Regions from separate parts of the Homo sapiens genome. Here region 1 is linked to region 2. Evidence: read pairs that join two places in POLR2A ChIA-PET (ENCODE). Cell type or tissue: IMR-90. All regions are shown on one strand. Each heading gives the region's core, and the rest is flanking DNA. Links, peaks and the distances in the headings are about the cores only.

Region 1 (4,397 bases), core at 212-4,211, 700 kb after region 2:
AAAACTACCCTGCCTTAACTCCTTAATTCCCCTTAACATAAGACATGTGTAACCTAAAAACCCATTCACCAGTTCATGTTTGCTAAGTCCAGCCATTCTCATTGGAAAATATATTTGTCTTATTCTTATGATTATCTATGATACAACACTATTTCTGGATCTGTTTTCATTGTCTTCATGATTTGAAATCATGGTCTAGAAATAATTATTTCATCTTCATATCAGTTTTTTTTTTTTTTTTTTTTTTTTTTTGAGACAAGGTCTTGGTCTGTCGCCCAGGCTGGAGTGCAGTGGCACCATCTTGGCTCACTGCAACGTCTGCCTCCGAGGCTCAAGCGATTCTTCTGCCTCAGCCTCCCGAGTAGCTGGGACTATAGGCACGCACCACTACACCGGGCTAATTTTTGTATTAGTAGAGACGGGGTTTCACCATGTTGGCCAGGCAGGTCTCAAATTCCTGACCTCAAGTGATCTGTCCGCCTCAGCCTCCCAAAGTGCTAGGATTACAGGCGGGAGCCACCGCGCCCACCTTTGTATCAGTTTTTGTGTCATAAAAAAATGAGTGCGTCGGCTGGGCTCAGTGGCTCACACCTGTAATCTCAGCACTTTGGGAGGCCGAAGTGGGTGGATCACGAGGTCAGGAGTTCGAGACCAGCCTGACCAACATGGTGAAACCCTGTCTCTACTAAAAATACACAAAAAATTTGTCAGGCGTGGTGGTGTGCGCCTGTAATCCCAGCTACTCAGGAGGCCGAGGCAGGAGAATTGCTCGAACCCAGGAGGTGGAGGTTACAGTGAGCCAAGATTGTGCCACTGCACTGCAGCCAGGGCGACAGGGAGGCTCTGTCTCAAAAAAACAAAAAAAACAAAACAAAACAAAAAAAAGAATGCCTCTTGTTAGAGGACTGATGCGTATAGTTGATGTATCATTGGTCCTTTGAAATACGTAATTAGGTGAACTTAGTTTAAGAATATTTAAGTATGTTCACTTGTGATAAAATCTCTTTTTATAAAATGAGTCTGTGGTTTTATTACTGGATTTCTCTTTAAGTAAACTTAAAAATTCCAAAGTTAAATATTTAGGTATATGGCAATAAAATAATTTACCTCTTTCCTCTTTTACCTAATAGGTGGCCAGCATCGAAATGTTCAGCCTTTTAGTGATGAAGATGCATCAATTGAAACAATGAGCCATTGCAGTGGTTATAGCGATCCTTCCAGTTTTGCTGAAGATGGTATGAGTTTTAAATTTAAATTTGCAACTTTAGATAAAATGTTTCAGGTGGAGGAATTCTTGTAGCTAAAGTATACTATTATTCCCTGTTTTTTTTCTTTTAAATTACGATGGCTGTTTTATATTATTTCTTAGGACCAGAAGTCCTTGATGAGGAAGGAACTCAAGAAGACCTAGAGTACAAGTTGAAGGGATTAATTGACCTAACCCTGGATAAGAGGTAGGCAATACTGGAAACTCCATTCTGTGTGAGTCTATGCTTGATCTTAGTCAAAAGCTAAGAGAAATGATTATTCTGTGTGATTCTAATCAGTTACCTTACATGTATATAATTTGTGCAGCTCTCAGATAATAGCAATATATTTTTCCTAAAGGTTAATTTGTTTACTTTGGATGTTTCTTATTCCGTTGGACTTTAATGTGGGTAGTAACATGCCATTAGAATTTAGATTGAGTCAGATTAGTCATTATTCTAGCATAATAGCACATACATAGCTGTATTTGATTATAATAGAAATGAATTTGTTGAATTAAAAGTTAATCTTCAACTAGAAATGATAACGAAACCTTGCTTTAAGCTGCTTGTCCACTAATGTTATGATATGAAAAAATGTCAAAGCTAGATTGTTTCTTTTCACTATAGCTTCAGAACTGACCTTAATAGAATTAAAAAGCCCTGAAGATGCAATTCTAGACTTTTATAGTTTTAAAAAAAGTGTAAATTTACTTAAATATGTAATATAGGAAAACAATACATTAAAACTATACTTGTACATTGAAACGATAAAATATTATGTAAGCATTTAAAGTTGTGGCTATCAAACTAAGAAAAATGCCATGATATAAAGCAGCCTTAAGTGTTTTGTGTAACAAGGTGAGTCATAGATGGAAATTAAATTATATTATTGACAAATGGTTAGAGCTTGATGAGAATTAGATTTAAAAAATCTATACATAGGTAAAGTTTAGAAGGAAATAAGATTTTAAAAAGTTATTTATTGTATACTCCAACTGGATCTTCTTTCTCTTACATTGGGTGTTAAATAGTGCGAAGACAAGGCAAGCAGCTCTTGAAGGTATTAAAAATGCACTGGCTTCAAAAATGCTGTATGAATTTATTCTGGAAAGGAGAATGACTTTAACTGATAGCATTGAACGCTGCCTGAAAAAAGGTAATGCCCTTATTTTTGAGTCACAGACGTACAACTAATAAGGAGTGTGTTATCTTCTTTTCAGTAACATTTAGTAATAGCACTGGAACACTGGCCCACTCTTAAAATTTTCTAATAGTCAAGGAGTGCACCATCTTGTTATGGCTCAAAATGAGACTTGTTAGAACTTTGTTTTTGTATTACGTAAACCAAAAAAAAATAGCTTGAAACTAAGAAGGATTAGGGTAGATTGTCATCAACCTTTTTTGTATCAGAAGAGGTGATGGTCATTCTCTTGTTATACCAGAAAAGCTTGAAAGTGTGTGTCAGACATCTAGCTCATTTTCCCTTGCACTTATATAAAACATTGATTGTACCTGTAAATTACATCATTTTCAGGATATCCCTTGGAATACTTGAATTCTAGAACTTTGTAATAGAAATTCTGGAATTCAAATTGTTACAGTGATAGAACTTTTAAGACCAAAGAGAAATCTTAAAGATAATTTTATCAGACCTTAAAGTCCAGTGTTAGTAGGCTTACTAGATTTAGGAACCACCAAATTTAAAAAGACTTGTGACTCGGCATGGTGGTTCACATCTGTAATTGTGGCACTTTGGGAGACCGAGGTGGGAGGATTGCTGGAAGCCAGGAGTTGGAGACCACCTGGGCAACAAAGCGATACTTGGTTTCTATTATAACAAACAAAACAAAACGAGATTTGGTGTCTGCCAACTTATTCAGCCAAGTAAGAACATTATGAAAATAATTATCCTCCACTATCATTATTTTATTAGCAAAATATTATAGCACCAAAAATGTAGAAATGCACTTTTAAAAAATTGAATGAACTAATAAGCTTTATATCCTTATTTTTCTCATTTTACCTGAGAGTAAAAATTTTGTTGTAAGTGAAACCTTTGATCAAATTCACTCTTCCATTGAATAGAATAAAGAAAGGCCTAGGAAAACTGAGGTGGGTCTAAGCTGATATATCTTGTTATTGGTATAGTTGATAGCAGACCCAACTTTTTAAAGATAACACAATGGCGCTATTAAAGGTGTTTTACATTCAAACTATATGCTATAATGGTTGTTGGACTAGATGACCTTTAAAAATTCCATTTTAGTTTGCGTATTTTTTACATTTTTAATTTATCAGGTAATAATTTAAGCTCAGTATTTGCCCCACACTTGTGGTGTATACAGTTCTCAAGAGTTAATTTATATGTACCTTTATATAAATGTATTTTTTGTACCACTGCATTCCAGCTTGGGCGACAGAGTGAGACCCTGTCTCAAAAAAAAAAAAAAATAAATAAAGTTAATAAATGTATTTTTTACGGTTTTAAAGAGTTATTTTTAATCCCGTATTTATTTTTAAAAATGTTGGTAGGGAAACCCTGAAGGTTTACCTAATGGACTGTGTACATCCGAAATGCTTAGGAGATTAATTCAAGGGCAATTTGAGCACTGTTTATATGAGTACATTAAGGAGTTTGAAGATAGAAATTGGCTTGAAACACATTTAGTTGAACTGTTAAAATAATCCCTTAAGATAGATACTAATCTCCATTTTACAGATGAGGAATTCTATTTAGAGAATAAGAGTAACTAATCGATGATCATTTGGCTAATAAGTGGGATCTAGGATTTGAGTGAGGTCTGTTTCTATAGTTTGAGCTCTTTAGCCTAAGTTTGTAACTTACATCAAAGCCTGGAGCATGGGGTTTCAAAAATGGTAAATGCTATTTTGTCATTGATCAAATTTGGGAAATAACTGTCTTAGTAAGTTAGTCTACTGAAAAGACTATCGTGATTGCATCTTGGCTGCTTTTATAGGTAAGAGTGATGAGCAACGTGCAGCTGCAGCGTTAGCATCTGTTCTTTGTATTCAGCTGGGCCCTGGAATTGAAAGTGAAGAGATTTTGAAAACTCTTGGACCAATCCTAAAGAAAATCATTTGTGATGGGTCAGCTAGTATGCAGGCTAGGCAAACTGTAAGTATAAG
Region 2 (4,397 bases), core at 195-4,194:
GGTAAGACAAACAATTCTTGAAAAACAATTTGGTCAGGAGCTGTTCTTTCTTCTGGATTGACAGAATAGGCTTGTGACCTAAATAAGGTATGAATTACATTATATTTGCACAATTGGCACACTTCCTATCAGAGAACTATGGCAATGAAAGGGTGAGACCCAGGCTCAAAAACAAACACATTATTATTTCTGCAGTGAAACAAATGAACATTCACACTAAGTGAAATAAAGTTAATAAATGGCTATAATGGATGTAGCAAGGGAGGCTGTGAGACTGCAGGGCTATGGCTGACATCGAGGTGCTGTCGCTGGAAGAACAGCACAGACAGCTGGGTGGGGTCCCACCCTGGATGTGGCTGCCTTCAGCTGCTGCTCTCCCTGCTGTCCACAACTGGGGCCTGGAGCTGGGGTCACATTTTACAACCGGAGGGTTCTTGGGAGCTGTGGTTACCAGGTTCTACAGTGGCACCCACTGATCTACAGTGGGTGCTCCACCCAGGACTGCTCAGTGAGACTAATACGCTGCCATCCTTTCTACTGGGAACTGTAACAACACGGACTTACTGTGCATCGGGCACTGTGCAGAGACTTGACATTAGCCTCCTTCAGCCTGTAAGAAACCTACTGCTAGAAGAGAGTAATATAATTGGCTTTGGAATCAGAAATATCTGGGTTGGAGTCTCTCTTCAACATCTTGCTATGTGATCTTTGGCAAAGGCTTTTGACCTCTTGTCAAAAATTGCAAAAACAGGAATAAGAATATATACCTCATAGCTTTGATATGATGATTAAATAAGATAAAGCAGGTAGTATTAGCACTGGTATGATACACTAAGCACTGAAGGTCACACAGCTATAGTAATTAGGAGAGCTGGAATTCCAAGTCTTCTAACTCAAGGGCCTGAATAGTTTTTTTACATGTAGCAAATTGAGTTGTTTTCAAGGAATCCCTCCATCTGGACACATTAGGATAATATTAATATTCACCTTCTCAGCCTTGGTAATAGCGGTCAAGACCATAAACATTCACTATTTTACTATGAGTGCTTCCAGAGAATCTGGGTCGAAGGAGAAGTAATGAATATACGGCACAACTCCAAGTGAACAACTGTGATGAGAAAGTGCTTGAGAACAAGCTCTGATCCTTACCACTTCACGCTTTTCCACTTCAAACCAGCGAGAGATGCCAGGCAAACTCTGCACCAAGTATAATGACGTTCTCTCCACCCAGAGACTCTACAAAACACAAAACACATTAAGTCTCCCAAGTTGCCCTTCTTTCTAGCTACTTCCATGACTAGTGTTTGTCGGTCACTGTTACCAGGCTTTGCTTATTCCTGTCAGCCTTTCTTTAGTCTTCATTCAAGCACTCATGAAACTATCACAGTGAGAGATTGCTGAAGCTGATTTTAACAATTCCACTGTATGTCATCAAACTTTTTTCCATGTGGAATAAATGAGCTCCTACTTCAAACAGCAAGCTTAAAAATACAAAAATAGGCTATCATGTTATTTTCTTTGCTACTTCTCCAAGATTCTAATTCAAACTCTCTTCACTCCTTAACATCTAACCACTTATATCCAGAAGGGTCAGCCAGTCAATGTATCAGCCTGTCAACGTAGAATTAGAACAACAGAGTCCTAAGGGAAGCAAAGGCTTTAGGAACCACACAGCATGATCTATGTTAAGGATGAGGACACAGCCGGGCACGGTGGCTCACGCCTGTAATCCCAGCACTTTGGGAGGCCAAGGCAGGCAGATCATGAGGTCAGGAGATCAAGACCATCCTGGATAATATGGTGAAACCGCGTCTCTGCTAAAAATACAAAAAAATTAGCCGGGCATGGTGGCGGGCACCTGTAGTCCCAGCTACTTGGGAGGCTGAGGCAGAAGAATGGCGTGAACTTGGGAGGTGGAGCTTGCAGTAAGCCGAGATCGCCCCACTGCACTCCAGCCTGGGCGACAGGGCGAGACTCCTTCTCAAAAAAATTATTTTTTTTTGAAGACACTAGGTCTTAAAGCAGCAATGTGACTTGCTCAAAAGCTACACTACCGATAGAGCCAGCATTAGAACCTACCCACTAGGACCTCTGACTCCTTGTCAGTTGCTAAATCTACTGTGCCACATTTTCTTGTGCTTGTTTGAACTGCTGTTAATAGAGGCAAATCTGTATTTTAGAGCCAGGGCTTCCTCTGGCCGGGACGAGCAACCCCAGGACATGTGAAACCATGCTGCCTTTGGTATGAGCTGCTGTTGATGACACGTTTCTTTTTTGTCAACCAGGTTTTAGTATCTACGCCTCATCTTTCTTACTTAAACCAAGTGTATTCCCAAGAGGATAATACACTTTACAAAATTCCTGAAATAGTGCCATTTACTCAAACCACAACAAAAAAAAAAATGGAAGAGTTTCTTTGAGCCAGCCAAGCTGTGCTGAGATGAATAGGGCAGAGATCTTGTGACAAGAGCTCGCAGTGTTCTGGTGGTGACAGGGAGGTAAGCAGATGAATAAGAGCTCAGAGTGAAGAGAAAGGGATGTTCAAGGCTTTGGGGGCCAACAGAGGGGGATGCAGGCACACACGCCAGCCTGCGGGAGGAGGACAGCAGTTCTCAGAGGGGGTGACGCGTGAGCTGCATTCTGAGGAGTGAGTAGGAGTTTGCCAGGAGGAGAGTGGGGGTAGCAGCGCTGGCAGGAGGAGCGGCTTGCGAAAGGGCTTGGCGGGAGAGGAAGAGAGAAGCTGAGTGTCGCGGAGGCTGAGAGGGAGGAGGGGTGAGTGGGTTGTGGTGGAGATGAGGCTTCTGGAGGGCAGTTTGGAGCCAGATTCTGAGGGCTATAAAGCAGAGGAATCAGGAGCCAGATTTATTATTATTATTTTTTAGGGAGATTGCTGCGCCACTGATACAGATTTAAAGTGACAGCCACAACGAAATGTAGTACGGTGGAAAAAACAATGGAGAAGGAGGCAGAAAATGTGAGTTCTAGGACTGGAGCTACCGGTAACTAGAAGGTGACTTTGAACAAGTCAATTGCCTGATTTCAGTGATTTCTGACTATGATTTCACTAAAAGCAACTGCAAGAAGAACTATATCATCAACTAGCTATATCTTCTTTAATTGATTTTGGAAGGCACAAAGAATAAGTTTCCAGAAAAAACAAGAACATGATCATGGATCTTTTTAATACTATCCCATTGTTGTTTTCCAGTGGCCTCCTTGCCTTGATATTTAGCCCATCAAATCTCTGGGCACAAGGGACTGCTCTTTATTCAATCCTGTCATAACTCTGCAAAACCTTCCCCTTCTGATCTCCTCTCGGTTGTGAATGATCCCTGGAAATACTTCGGGGAGTACTGGGAACTGACACCGGCAGAGCTGACCAAGTGAGTTAACATGAGACAATCGTGTTAGGAGCACATTTCCTAGCTTAAGCAGGGAACATCTGTGATGAAAAATGCTAAGCCAATTAACTCACAAAAATAAGCTAATTTTGCATTCTTTGTTTAGATATGAAATACTAACTGGGGGGGGTGTCACTATGTCATTGTTTGCAAAGAAAGGGGCAGACTCTACTGAACAATCTTGCCTCTTTTCTGCAGTGGGGCTATGAGAAACCTTGTCCCATTCTGGCTGAGGGTGCTGAAGTAGGAAGGCGTGTTGGAACTACTGAGAGCAGAGAACTCAACACACACAAAGAATCCAAAATTTGCTTTTACTCGGAGTCCTGAGAAGTTCTAATTACACACTGTTCTAACAAGAACAAGCAGCAAAGATGGCACATAACTTACCCAACGTACCAGCAGTCTACCCAACTGTTCTCTGTCTTCAGGAACTCCTTTTCTCTGTTCATTATGTATTCTTTATTCATTGAACTTTACGTGAAAATAAACATCCCAAGATTCCCACAATTGGTTCAACATAAATGAATAAGAGGACTGACTTCAGCCAGGAGTTCTCAAAGACTGGTCTAAGAACCACCAGCATTAGAATTGTTACAAAAAAGCTGATTTTAGGACCTCCTCCCAGACCAACTGAGTCAGAATTCCTGAGCTGGGCACCAGAAATCTGCTTGGTTAGGGAGCACTCCATGTCACTCTGATGCACGTGGAGCTGCAGAACCACTAGACTAAATGATTTATATAGTCCCTTCTGTTTCTGTCACTTGACACTATTCTGAGTAAATATTTACCAAGGGCTGTGCCCCAAGGGGCTCGCAGTCTATCTGAGGAGTTAGCATGTAATAAGAATTGCATGGTACCTTGAATTCATTCTCTTTATCTTTTGTGCCTTTGTGAAATGGTCGGTCATAGCGGAATTTCCAGATGTGATTCACTTTATAGAAGCTTTTGATGTTGTCCGGAACACCCTCTCTCTGCAGGACCTCCTGGCTCTCTGGA

Evidence for each region. Peaks named below come from ENCODE experiments on the same cell type or tissue, not always from the same donor. Only the 100,000 strongest peaks of a DNase experiment are listed, where the experiment ranks them.
Region 1: POLR2A ChIA-PET joins it to region 2 with 8 read pairs; 11 of 35 experiments call an interaction of 5 or more read pairs at or near these places.

What each region holds. Positions count from the first base shown.
Region 1 is chr7:112,454,633-112,459,029 of GRCh38, forward strand. IFRD1 (interferon related developmental regulator 1) reads left to right here. Exons shown (of 12, transcript NM_001550.4): 2 at 1,131-1,235; 3 at 1,370-1,454; 4 at 2,282-2,406; 5 at 4,229-4,386. Among named protein-coding and RNA genes, the nearest start is that of IFRD1, 6.4 kb to the left of the region's middle. In IMR-90, for the core only: no CTCF peak of the experiment used is centred there; no DNase peak of the experiment used is centred there.
Region 2 is chr7:111,754,366-111,758,762 of GRCh38, forward strand. It overlaps DOCK4 (dedicator of cytokinesis 4), which reads right to left. Exons shown (of 53, transcript NM_001363540.2): 41 at 4,259-4,397; 42 at 1,150-1,236. It overlaps LOC124901727 (a long non-coding RNA gene), which reads left to right and starts at 2,609. Exons shown (of 2, transcript XR_007060479.1): 1 at 2,609-2,647; 2 at 2,883-3,897. LOC124901726 (a long non-coding RNA gene) reads left to right here and starts at 4,379. Exons shown (of 2, transcript XR_007060478.1): 1 at 4,379-4,397. RefSeq lists an enhancer at 3,553-4,397. In IMR-90, for the core only: no CTCF peak of the experiment used is centred there; a DNase peak (open chromatin) is centred at 2,676; H3K4me3 peaks cover 259 bases; H3K27ac peaks cover 411 bases.